Linked DNA regions of Homo sapiens: region 2 is linked to region 1. The links are chromatin contacts, found by Hi-C or POLR2A ChIA-PET in ENCODE. All regions are on one chromosome and are shown on one strand. Each heading gives the region's core, a stretch centred on a gene start or an enhancer-like site at or near the end of the contact. The rest is flanking DNA. Distances are from core to core; before and after follow the strand shown.

What was found. A loop is a pair of places that touch in the nucleus more often than their neighbours do. ChIA-PET counts read pairs that join two places held with the same protein, here RNA polymerase II (POLR2A). Pooled maps may share reads with other maps.
Region 2: a loop to region 1 is called in a map with no recorded cell type, with 9 times the contacts of the local background. The contact joins two enhancer-like sites. A Hi-C loop is called at or near these places in 1 of 37 single-sample maps with no recorded cell type and 2 of 50 pooled maps. POLR2A ChIA-PET finds 5 or more read pairs at or near these places in 1 of 52 experiments (activated T-cell).

The regions. Positions count from the first base shown.
Region 1 is chr5:158,748,166-158,755,037 of GRCh38, reverse strand. All of the region lies in intron 10 of EBF1 (EBF transcription factor 1), which reads left to right. Among named protein-coding and RNA genes, the nearest start is that of LINC02227, 340 kb to the right of the region's middle. RefSeq lists a silencer at 2,472-2,591. Within about 2 kb of position 2,542, at least 2 of the 41 ENCODE cell types and tissues checked have a DNase peak (open chromatin) inside an H3K27ac peak, as active enhancers do.
Region 2 is chr5:159,422,874-159,429,189 of GRCh38, reverse strand. No RefSeq gene overlaps it. Among named protein-coding and RNA genes, the nearest start is that of LINC01845, 40 kb to the left of the region's middle. RefSeq lists an enhancer at 1,646-1,725. Within about 2 kb of position 1,334, at least 5 of the 41 ENCODE cell types and tissues checked have a DNase peak (open chromatin) inside an H3K27ac peak, as active enhancers do.

The DNA.
Region 1 (6,872 bases), core at 1,293-3,792:
CTCATTGTTGTCATTGTCCCACTCTGTCCTCTTAATACCTTATCTCCCCGACCTCTCATGAGAGATTTGAGGTTACTTAGGGTGTTTTCATTTTCTTTATCATGCTATGGAAAAGCCTGAGCACTCAACTGAATTCAATTTTAAGTAAGAAAAATTCCTTGCAATTAAAATTGTTTGCATTGAATTGAGTAGAGTTTCCAATATTCATCCATTGTCATCTAAATACTTTTGTTTAGAGCAAAATAAGGTGCTTATTACAATGAGTCAAATATTTGGGGGTCTTTGTCAGGTCAGGATGGTGTTTTTGATCTGGTCAAAATGTAGTATTTGCTAATACTTTTTCTAACTAGAAAAAAATCCAATCTGATATCATAGATTTGGAATCAAGGCTGGTGAGTGGCATAGGTTGAGGAGGCTCTTTTGGAAAAGTTATTGACAGAATAAATAAATGAATGAATGAAGAATACTCCAGCCTGGATTTAAGAGTAAACCATATCACTTGCTTCCTTCTCAAGATGGCCTTGTGTGGATTCTTATGTTATTGAAGCTTTGGAGCATTTTGCTAGGAAATTCTTTCCTTCTATTGCAACATCGTGGCGATCAGGCTGCACTGTCAGTTGAGCACTGGGGACTGAGATGTTTGTGAATGCTGTGGTCAGTCAGGTCTGAGTTCAATGAAAAGTCATTGCCTGAGGGTTGCATAACTTGATTGCTACAGGTAGAGAATGGCCTTTCACCAACACCAAAGATTTATTGGCTTTTGGGTGGGAAAAGTCAGCTTTTATATTTCAAGAGAGTAAATCATCTCTTGTTAATTGTGAAGCCTTTAAAGGCTATTTAGGATGGTGAACTTCTGCTAGAGCTTCATGCAGTAATATGTAAAATATGTAGTTGACCAGAAGTTTACAGTTTTGACTAATAGAAGTATTAGTCAATGGGTAATACTTCAAGTTTGCCAAGTCCCAGCTTATAACTGGACCTTCATAAGCCAGCCTCATGTTCTAACAGTCAGAAGCACTCTAGACTTGCAACTTTAAACCCTAGTTAGAAAAAAAATTAGCAAATACTATATTTTAGCCAGAAAAAAAAAATCTAGGGCTACAACATTTTACCAGGGACTCATGTTAACATTTGGTCTACAACAACTTTGTTTATAGAATACTCATGCAGGTAAGTTTTGTGGTCGTCACAATCTGTCTGAAAGTAAACATTTTTGGAAGTAGAAATTTGAGAAAGCTATGGTGGTGCTATTTAGTAACATAGGCCATGGAGAATTTGGTCAATGAAGATCAACAACTTTGATGAAATAGTTTTTGCCTGAATAATGAATAATTTATTTTGCCTAACAGTCTACATTGCTAAAAAGGTGAAAGCAGTGGTCAATTTAATGAAGAAAAGTGCATTCACTCAAAGTTTTTGGCAGAAAGGAGAAAAAATATCTGGTTGATTGATTTCCTTATTTGCTTTCCAGCTGGTGGTTTTGGTGTGGTCGAGACACTTCATGGGGTTCCTGCCTTTAGTTATGCTAGTTGTAGCAGACCACTACCTTGAATCAAGAAAGCATGTTGGTCTAACTCTAAGATTATAGCCAGAACCCATCAGAGGGCTAGAATTTCTTTCCACTAAAAGTTCCTTTATAAATTCTTGTGTTTTGTTGTGTTTCTAGGTATATGTTTAAATGGTTTCAAAATTGATTGCTTTTAATAGTTCTTTTGTTGTTGCTGACAGTTGTGGAGAGAGTAAGATGGAGATACACAAAGCCTTTTCTTATTAACAGATTTCCTGTTATACATGTATTAAGATTGTCGGCTTCTACTCCGGTATCCTTTCCTTCTAGCTTGCTTCACCAGAGGGAGAAAGACTAGCTCAATTATATTATCCTGTTAGATTGCTTAAATCATGTTTAGATAAAAAAAAATTACTTTCTGCTTTCTTACTATAGTTCATGATTTCCATTTTGTAAGGCATCTTTTCTAAATTTTGTGCTTTATTATTTTTGCGGTGTTGAGCGAGCGAAAACAAACTCTAGTTCATAATTCACTTTAAAGAACATACCCTTTCTTTCTATTTTCTTGTTAAAACCAAATTGTGTGCAATTTGTAGGAAATTGAAACCACATTTTTCACTTAACTTTCCAAAATTAAAATTTATGGGGAAAAAGAAGCAATAAAACAGTTACAATCTGGTCATCTATAATTATCTGTGTGGTGTGAGCAGTTCCACATTTGAAAAATGTGACACGGATAACTTATCAAGATTTTACAACCGTGGGACATTTCACTTCTTATTTGCTGCATTGGAGCCAAGATCTCCACAAAATGCTGAAAGTTACCACTGTCAGTTTGAAAGTTACATGTGTGAAGAGGAGCTTTGAAATGTATAGAAAACAATGGACAGTATCTAAAAACAGTTGTTTTCCTCCCTCACTCAGTAACGAAATGTATTACAGTAAAAATTTGCCATTGTAGACTGTTCTTATTTCCAGTATTGTTCTTGATTTCAGTTACTTTAACATTCTCTTGTCACGCTCTACTGGGTAGGAGAAAACCACAGAACTAGTGAGATGAACCGTCTATTTCTGTTTATTGGTGCTGCCATTGCTGTCTTGGTATCTCCATTTCTAAAGCTTTCTGCATCTTTATAGATTTCCTAAGAAATGGATCCTTGAAGATATTCAAGTCCTAAGCTGTGCTTTTTTTTTTTTTTTTTTGGAATAAATACTTTTTCCCCTTTTAATCTTGCCATCTAATTGTTTCTAAGTTATAATAGTAAAAAGTTTTAGATTCTAAGAAATTTGATACTTCAATCCTAGTTCTTAATAGAGGGAAAGTTCATTTAACAATGGCTCCTTTGTGGAAATATAATCATATTTAGACAACTTGATGCAGCTGTGGTGAAGTCATTCATTTGTGTTTTCATTCAGTAAACTTTTATTGAGTATCTATTTAGTTTCACATCTTCTGTTAGAATCTAAATATAGAGTGGGGAACAAAACACTACAAATAGTACTGCACATAGTAATTATTCCCTTGAACCTTAGCATCATCAACATCATTCTAGATAAAAATGTATGGATGGACAGATCTTTGGCAGTATAAAAAAACCATCTAAAACCACTACAATCCTGAGTCTCGACTTAAGCTCAACTGAAATTGCACCCTTGCCTCAGCAACTTACAAATGCTCAAATGTTTTATAAATATTTTGGCCATGTCCATTTCTTTATTTGTAAGTTGATTCTGATCAATATTATCAGAATTTTAAAGATGTATTCATTTAATGGATAAGTACTTATTGTATAACGTAGTCTTCTAAGTGTTTTACAAATATTTAGCCCATTGAATCCCTGAACATCTCTATAGGGAAGGCACTTGACTGTCCTGATTCAACAGGTAAGGAGACTGAGACATAGATTAAGCATTTGCCAGAGTTACTCAAGTGGAGGAACCTGGCCAGACCGTCTGACTCCAGAATTCATCCTCTTAACTGTTCCACTGTACTCTTTCCTCAGTACTTTGGTATTTCTATAACTACGTATGTCTTTTAAAAGTGTGATGATCCCTGAGTGTATGACGCTTGGACACATCTGGTAGGATTCTGCAGACAGCTTACTCTGCCTGTAAGTGGAGAGGTTCCAAAGAGGCATCAGTAAAGGAGTCCCTGGCATGTGATGGCCCTCAGGTCATTATGAGCCAGGGGCAAACGCAACATGTGTCCTACCTTCCATTCATTCTAAGTTGTTCATTCGCCCGTCTCTCTAATACGTGCTTAGATATAAAAATAATATGTGCTAATTTAGAAAATTTAGAGAAAAACAGGATAGAATTTAAGGAGTTCAAATCATCCAATAGCCATCACCCAGAGTTGACCACTAAAAAGATTTTTGTATATTTCTTTCATATTTTTCTATACATAACAAATATATATGAACATTTTCTTCGTATTTGTGGTTATACTGTATATGTGTTTACACACACACAGTTTTATATCCTGTTTTTTTCACATAGCCTAATAAGCATTTTCCCACGCATTAAAATTTCTTCATAAACATGTTAATAGGCTGCATCATCTCCCACAGTGTGGATTTACTATATTTATTTATCCATTCACTATTGCTAGAAATTTAAGTTGTTTTATTTATACTCGTATAATGATACAATCTTTGCTCTTTTCTCTAACTTTGATGCTTTAAAAACCATAGTAATTTGTGGTAACTAAATGTTCTATCCCTTTATGAAGATTTTTTTTTAAATGCCCTAAATGATTTTTTTTTGCAAGTGGTAGATTTTTAAAAAAAACTTTTGAAATAATTTTTTCATATAATGCTTTTATTATTTGCACTATAAAATGATGCTATAAAATATAGAGTAGAAATAAAATATGCCCAAGTGTCCACATGAACTCACAATTAGTCTAGGAAATTATATCTAGCCGTAAAGTGAGAATATTAAAGCTCTTGTATCTATATTAATACAATCAGCCATACTTTTTAATGATAAGTATTTAATCTATCAGTCTCCTCTCTCTTTTTTATCACCCAGTTGCAAACTAGATTCATTTTGGATAATTACCTTTGGTACTAAATGTATATTATCTGCCCAGTTAGGAAATAGATCAGAGGGAATTCATAAATCAATAGTAATAAAGTAAACAGAGAGAATGGAATCTATTTCCTCTCTTATCATTTGTTTGAACCCATGCTACTAAAGACAGGGACCCTGTCTAATGGATGTCGGACAGAGGACCACAAGTAAACCCCACTGGGAACAGCTCTCCTTTAAGAATTGATCTGATATTTCAGGAAATATCTTATTGTTTGAATATTATAATGGTAGGTGCTTAATGACAACTACGATGCTTTGACTTCTGCTGTTTACAGAATTGATTTCAGTTTCTCTTTCAATGTTTTTGTATCTATTCCTGGATGCACCTCCTTTCTCTCCAACCTCTTTCTAGCCTTCATAAAACAATTTTTGACAGAGCATTAATGTTAGATTTACCAGTGTTATGCTAACCACAATCTCATTGTCCAAAGGGAGATAAAAATCCAGTGTCCCATACTGTTGACTACAAAAGAGGCTCTCTGTAGTTTCAATGTTGATGTCATCATGAGAAAAGATAATTCAATACTCAGAGTGGGACCTGTACCTCTACTTCAGCACAAACATGGGAGAGTTAGTTTACCTTGCCCAGACCTCTAAATATTCTAGCAGGCTAATGAAACTCTGAGAAAAGGTATGTCCAGCCTCCCTTGTTGATATGCTAAATCCAACAGCCAAGAAAATATTCCTGCCGTGTAAAAGAAACTCATCACTGCTATTATTCAGTGTATATTCACCTCCCTCGTGTAATACAAAAGTATTACCTGTTTTCCCCAAATCCTAAACTCTATAGGAACTTATTGACTTATGTCACAACTAATGGCATTGCTAGGAGGTATACTAGAGCCCACTTTCACAGTTTTCTACCAAGTGTTGACTTCACTGTAGCGTGGTTGATCCTAGACTCAAGTGACCTGATTTGGTGGTGCCTTCCACACCAAAGTTTCAAGGCCAGGAATATAGTGAGTTAGGAATCTCTTTCTGTGTTTACAGGATTATGGTCACTGTTGGTTTTAGAATCTTGGCCAAGGGGAAGACTATTAGATTCTGAGTTTATTTCCAAAGCAAAAGCAGGAAATCTAAAGAGATGGCATTGCATATTTTGGGAGGTGGATCTTCTTCATGGTTTCCAGTATTTTAATGACAATTAGAAAATTGTTTTTGATAGGATCCAAGTAGTTCCAAATTCAGAAAGAACTTAAATACGCTTCTGTCTTTCACAAAGTCCAATTGTAAATGATGTCTTTATTAGCAGAGATACATACTCTTGCACCCTTGTCACTTTAAGAGGCCACATACTCGGGAAGAGGTATGTGCTTCCTCAAGGAGCTTGCTTCTCCTGGCATAGAAGGGCAGTCAATCTAGGCCCTCTTCCACAGGGAATTGCCATGCTGTGGGCCACAACTTGACAAGATTGCCTTGGGGACACACCTCAAACTCCTGCTTAGGTTTTTCTGCTCTGGAGAGACAAAGTGGGACTTTCAAACAGGCCAAATATTTCAAGAGAGAAATCTGCAATTAGTTTTCTTCCCCCCTCCTTTGATCATTATACCATCCTTTTACATCTGCCAGGCTCTATTTACAAGCCTCCTCTTCCCTCAGTAGGCACATTTGAAGCCTGCTTAACTGGTATTCAGAGGGCAGAATGGCATTATTTGTGATTCCTTTGCCACTGACTCGGAGCAGTGATGGGAGGACGTCAATTTTGCAAGGGCAGCATTATTTGACGCTCTTACTGCTCAGTCCCAGAACGCTCGTTTGGTTGTGAAGATGAGCACTTAATATGCTCTCTTCTTTTCTCTCCTGTCCCTTCCATATTCCTGCTGAATCTCACATTCCTCTAAGCACAGCCCTGAGAATGCCAGCCTTCAGACAAGCCAGAAAGAAGACACTATGTGAAAATGGGGCATTAATGGTTTGTGAATCCGAAGATAGTTAACTGATATGTGCATTCAATTAAGATTGGTTTTTCAGTTAAAAGACTCCCCAGGAAGAGCAGCTTTATTCTCATTTCTGGGTTATGAGCAGTTAATGAAGAAGGCATACCAGAATTCCACCCGTGTTATCCGGAGCTACCTCTGGATTCCATAACCATTTTCAACTTACTTGATGAGGGGAAACTTGCCAGTTGAGATTAAACAAGCTGGACGATGGTCATGGAGAAGCGTGTGTCATTTCCCATGTTTTTTGTGGGTGATGTCACCACCACACACCGCACAGAAACTGGTTTTGTATTTAAGTGTGATCCATTCTGGCAACTTTCCCTTTTAAA
Region 2 (6,316 bases), core at 85-2,584, 680 kb before region 1:
CCCCGTTCTTGTCACCTTCTTCCCCACCCTCCAATGCCCAAAGCCCACACACTACCCCAGGACCACAGCCTCCTACTCAACCCTCCTTAAGCATCCCCATCTACTCCCAAAGTCCCGCAGGGCCCCTGCAAGCTTACCTCCTGGTGTAAGCACAGGCTCCAGAGTTCACCCACCTAGGTTCAGATCCTGGCTCCTCTACCTGTAGCTGGATGTGCTTTCTATTTATACGTTGAGGTTGACTAATGGTACATATCGTTGAATTGTTAGGAAGATTAAGATAGTACCATGGAAAGCAATTCGCACAGTGTCTGATGCATCCTAAGTGCTCAAGAAGTGTTAGCTAGTGTTCTGATCATTGTTAACTGTCCCCCTCCTGTTCTATTATCACACACTTATGGATCAAAGAGAGACAACAGCTTTTTAAAAATTAACAATAGGCCAGGCGTGGTGGCTTACACTTGTAATCCCAGGACTTTAGGAGGCTGAGGTGGGAGGATCACTTCTTGAGCCCAGGAATTTGAGACAAGCCTGGGCAACATAGTGAAACTCTATCTCAATTAAAAAACAAAAATTAGCCAGGCGTGGTGGCATGCACCTGTTGTCCCAGCTACTTGGGAGGCTGAGGTAGGATAATGGCTCGAGCCCAGGAGGTTGAGGCTGCAGTGAGCCAAGGCCGTGTCACTGCACTCCAGCCTGGGCGACAGAGAGAGAGTCTCCGTCTCAAAATAATAATAATAACAATAATAATAATCTAGTAGAGTGTTTACCACAGCTGTGCTGCACATCCTCCTCACAGCTTTTTTTGAGTAGACTTTGCGTTGTGTGCCCAAAGTCACATAAATGATCAAGGCTGGAGTCAAAATTTAAATTCAAGCCCTACTGACTCCAAAGCTCATAGTCTGAGCCTCCATGCTATTTGCTTAAGAAACTGTGTAATGCAGTTGACGGAGAGGGTACTTAATCTAAAGGAGTGAGCATCTGCTGGGGCCACTGGTGTGATCGAAAGAATTTAGAATCGGACAGATCTAGGTCCAAATCCTGGGCTGTGTGCTTCACCAGCTGCGCAGACTTACACTCATTGCCTTAACTGCTCCAAGCCTCAGTTAGCTCACCTGTAAATTGAGACGCCATTGTGGAAGGCATTAAATGAACTTCATAATGTAGCCAAAACTTTATAAAAGCTAATCCTGGGGATTTCCAGCATCAGGTGATGCAGATGGAGAGTGATTTGAGGAAGGGAGTATATACTTCATCCATGCTTCACCCAGATCTCCCTCCAGTTCAAAACAGAACCCTTCACCCAAGGACAGCCCCTCCTAAGACTGGGGACTTTTTTAAACAATCAAATGATGCCTAAGTTGCAAATGTTAACTTTGTGGTCTGGTCTCTCTTCCTCTGTTGTCAGTTTTAAAACAGTTGCTAAAAACTAACATCCCCTCTCACCCTATCTTCCCCTTCTTGTTTGCAAGACAGAGCCTATTAGAGATTTCAAGGCAGTTTTGCTTTCAAATGGCCCATCTTTCTGATTCCCTCTTCTTTCTCAGCCTGAGCTCAGCATGACTTTTCCTCCCTACCTCGTTCTGCTCTACACACACAGCTATGCCATACATGAGGGCAATTCGGGTGACACCCTAGACTCTCTGATTTTACAACTCCCAGTTTGCAGCAAGAAGCAGGTAGTGAAGTGGATTCTCAAAGGGAATCAGAAGGGGAAAATAATTTGGCCATCAATATGAGTAAAAAACCCCAGACACTCATATACACCCCATCTAAACATAACCCTTCGCCACCCCCAAGAGGTGAGGCAGTCGTGTTCTCTTGCTCACTTCCACATAACTTGCTACAAAGTCTTTTGGCGACACTCCCTTTGTCGCCTTTAATGTGTTGCTCTAATGACCCACATAATGAGATTGCACCTCTCCAGGCCTGAATAAATGTCATCCCGTGAAGTGGGCATCTTCAAGGAGCTGGGAAAAGTACAGCCTTCCTGGAAGGGCATTTTGGCTAAGAATTAAGTCTTTAAAAAAGGCTGATACCCAATAACTACAATTGTACCTAGTTTATCAAGGAGTCTCAGCTTACCACTGTTTCAAACACAGAATTGCCACCAACTGTGTGTTCTCAAATCCTCTTTAATGGTGCTTGACATCATCTTAGTGCAATTCCATTTATTTCCAGTTATTAAGGGTTATTCAGTGACATTTTTGTTTCTGTAGGACTCAGTCCCATGCATTTCAAAACTTGAAACTTGTTTTCTTGTAATGACTCTCTTTTCCTCACCACGCCCAAACACATACACAAACCTAGACTTGAGTTTCTAAGCTGCTTAAAGGTTGTAGGGGAAAGAGGATGGTCTCTTCTCACCACGCCATCTCCTATGCGCATGCCCTCTGCTGTTGGGGCAGGATGGAAAGAGGGAAGGACAGAGATGTTTCCTCATTTAGCTGCTTATGATGAGGAGCTGATCCTTTTTATTTCAGTGGTCACTGGTTCCTGGATAATGCAGACTGAGCTTTGACTCCTGCTGTGTGGCTCCTTCATGGGGCTCATCCATTGGGTTCTTTGGAGAATGTCGTAGGGCCATCCCCTGCATATTCACCTACATGGGTGGCCTGGCTAGGGCTCCAGCTGCTTCCTTTCCTTTTCCTCCCCAACCACAGTCTTCCCCACACTTTCCTTCTACCAGGGGTATCTCATCCAGTGGGAAACCCACTTGGGGAATAATGGCAGAACAGCTCAAGTCCCACTTCCTAAGGTGTTCCCTCGACCCAGGAGAAATGTATGTGTCCTTGACACACCTGAGAAGCCACAGACCCCTATATCCATGTCCTAAGCAGCCTCAGGTGCTCCTGCTGGTCCAAGACTCAAAAACCATCAAAGGAAAGATAACAGACCCCAAATTAATGGAGTCGACACTGCAGGAATAGGAATCCCACTTGTCAAATAATTCTCTTTGGGCCTCTCTCTCTTGGTTTTAGGGAAGGAAAATAACCATACCTCCTTCTTCTCTCTTATGGGGAAGTGATGAGAAAAGTCCTATACTAAGGAACTAGTAAATGAATAAGTTCTATGGATGTATTCACAGAGTTGATGGATTATTTTAATGGTATGATATGTTAAATGAAAAGAGCAGTGTAGCAGATTGCATTTTCCAACATGGCAGAAACATCACCACTCGTCTCACAGGCTTTCACTACAATGTGACCTCGACGATCCTCCTATCAAATGATGGGGTCTTTGCCACGTCCCCTTGAAGCTGGGCAGATCTCAGTGTCTGCCTTGACCAAGAATAGTGCAGAACTAACATTATGTGACTTTCAAGGCTGACTCATTAAAATGTCATGCACTTTCACCTTGCTCTCTTGAGATGCTCACTCTTGGGACCCAGCCACCATGCTGTGACGAGGCCTAAGGCACCACATGGACAGGCCATGAGTAGGTATTTCAGTGGATGTCCCCAGCTGACATCTCAGCTGATGACTTACATCAACTGCCAGGCATGTAAGTGATAACCCTCTTAATAATTCTAGCCCTCACCCACGAAGCCATCCCCAACCTCTGTATCTCCCCATTTGAGGCCCCAGACATCATGGAACAGAAACAAGTGATTCCACCATGATCCTCTCAAATCCCTGATCTGCAGAATCTGTGGGCATAATAAATTGTTGTTGATTAACCTGTAAGTTTGGAATGATTTGTTATACAGCAATAGTAACTAAAACAAACAAGATACCCAATTGTCCATAGAACATAATCCATGTATTTCATATATATATATGGTAGGGTGGGAAATATTTGACACTGACTACAGATGCCTCTGTCTTCTAAGAGGAGAAGCATAGTTAATATCAATGAGAAAGTAAATCTCTATCAGCCTCTATTTCACTTACAAAGACTGGTGGAGAGACATGAAGAAAATATGGGAATTTCAAAGCCTCCACTTTCCCTTCTTTATTAATAATGATTGAAACTCAGAGTAGGTGACCCTTGGTGTGAATGGTACTTAATAGTAGATACAGAAAGGAGGTCTAGGACTGTGTAGGGGCTGTAGAGCTAAACTGCCTTCTAGGATAAATGAGAGAATTTGAATGTTTTACAGACAGAGAAGGCAAACAACAAGGTGGAAGGCCGGAATCTTCCAAGAAAAGTGTTCGGTGAGAAAGACATTTCCCCTACAGCAAGGCTGTTAAGGAACTTTCCAGGAGAGAGATATATAAGATCTAATTTTATCTCTTTTTTTAATTTTTAAACTTTTTTTCTTCCTTCTAAGGAAAACAACACTAATACGATCTAATTTTAAACTCGGCATTTTTATGATTTTTTAAAATCCCTCCTGAGTCCTCACACTTTGAGTAAAGTTTGCTACGTGTACATTTCTTGGGAGAAGGGCCTGGTGGGAACAAAACACAGAGGCCAAGTTTGACATGAAGCTCAGTGCCTTGCACAGGGAGAGCAGGGTGCTGTCCCTTCATGCGACACTGTGAATTCAGAGCTCCTCGGGGGTGGACACCTAGAGCCAGAACAAACCCACGGGACTGTCAGCCCCAGGGATGGAGGGAGTCTCAGTAAGCATGCTGGACTTCCTACAGAAAACAGGAGAAAGAGCTTAAGTCACTATTGTTTAAATCTCAAAGTACAGGGCCACCTCACCTGCTGTCTTAATTATAAACAACGGAGTGGCTTCTTGAGTGGCATCTTGCACAGGGGTTAGCTCGCCAAGTCAGCGTGCCAGGTAAAAAAGTCAAAAGTCAAAATGCCCTTGAAATCCCTTAGCAGAATGCTACATGGGAGATGGCCATTTCTCAGTAAGTTTTGCCATGGCTGCTGTGTCCCTAACTGTACAGTTAATCCTTGACTCTTAGTTTGACTGTCAGCTGAAGCAGCTGGTTTCAGTGAGAGACTGTGTCAAACCAAAAATACATCTTTTTAAACCGAAACCCAGAATGTCCATGGTAAGATGTTTTACACGCTGAAAAGCTCCGTGGAACTGAGGTCCAAGGGAAGAACAGAAGATTCTCTCCCACTCCCATCTCACACACACTCCCAGGCAGCCACTTACTCTGTGGAATGGTAAACAGAATCACTCACACTTCAGATTCTCTCTTTTCCTTCCTCTTCTCTCTCATGCTTGCAGAGTTGAATTTTATTGGATGTATGACATGGCATTCTAGAAAAATATTAAAAATACTTATGTTAGGCAAAAATACTGGAAGGGAATACACCAATATCTTAGCAGTGGCAGTCTTTAGATACTCTATTATTCACATTTTTTACAATATGCACATAAAATTTCTATCATGGTGAGTACCCCATTGGGTAGTTGTAGTACTTAAAACAGTGCATGCACAAACAGTAGGCCCTCAATATACTTTATCTCATTATTATTATCAGGAAAGAACAAAGTTTACCTCACTCCTGTGAGTAGGAAAGCGAGGTGGAGGAGATGGCGGTCTACCTGCCAGGGAGTCCCCTCCCAACCCTGTAAACCTGCGGGAGGCTTTCCTTACCTGCCCCACTCATGACTGGGATGTTTTGTTGAGTGAGGATCCTGCAGGATTATATTGGCCAGGTGTCAAGAAGGAGAAAACCCCAACAAAGATTGAGAAAATTAGGAGAAAATGGGAAGGTAGAAAGTGGAGGCTAGGAAGTAACAAAAATTTCCAGGAGTCTTATCAATGCTGTCATACAGGACCAGGAACAGTTTTGAGTAGGACTCCCCGTTGGAGCAACAGAAGGAAGGCTGGCTGGGATTAGGCTTTGACAGACCTGGGATCTGAATTCCAGCTCTGCCCCTTGAACAAATGACTTAATTTCCCTTTGCCTCAGTTTCCACATCTAGAAAATGAAGGCTGATCATAACATCCACCCTATCAAGACGTTGTAATAATACCTGCAGAGTGCTTTAGTACAGTGCCCGGCACATAACGAGATCTCAACAAATGTTAACTGTTGTTATCATCTGCATCCTGAAATTCCCTAATAATTGCATGTGGTTTCTGGGCACTTGAATTGATTCTGTGTTTCTATTTACAGACATAGAATACTCTGCTGTTCAGGAGCATATCTTTGCAATGCAAATTGAAATGTGTTACCATCTATCTAACTGGCTAGTGCCTGATATTGGTGAAAATGTGGGGAAATGGACAAATCCTGCCCTGCTAATGGGAATGCAAATGGCTTAATCTCTGGGAAGACTAATTTGACAGCATATATCAGTCCCTTAAAGATGACCATGTGGGGCCAAGTAGGTGGGCAGAGGGAGCCAGGTAGTGGCAAGGGGTTGAACAGAGGTGGGGGCAGGATGGCTGGCAGAGGT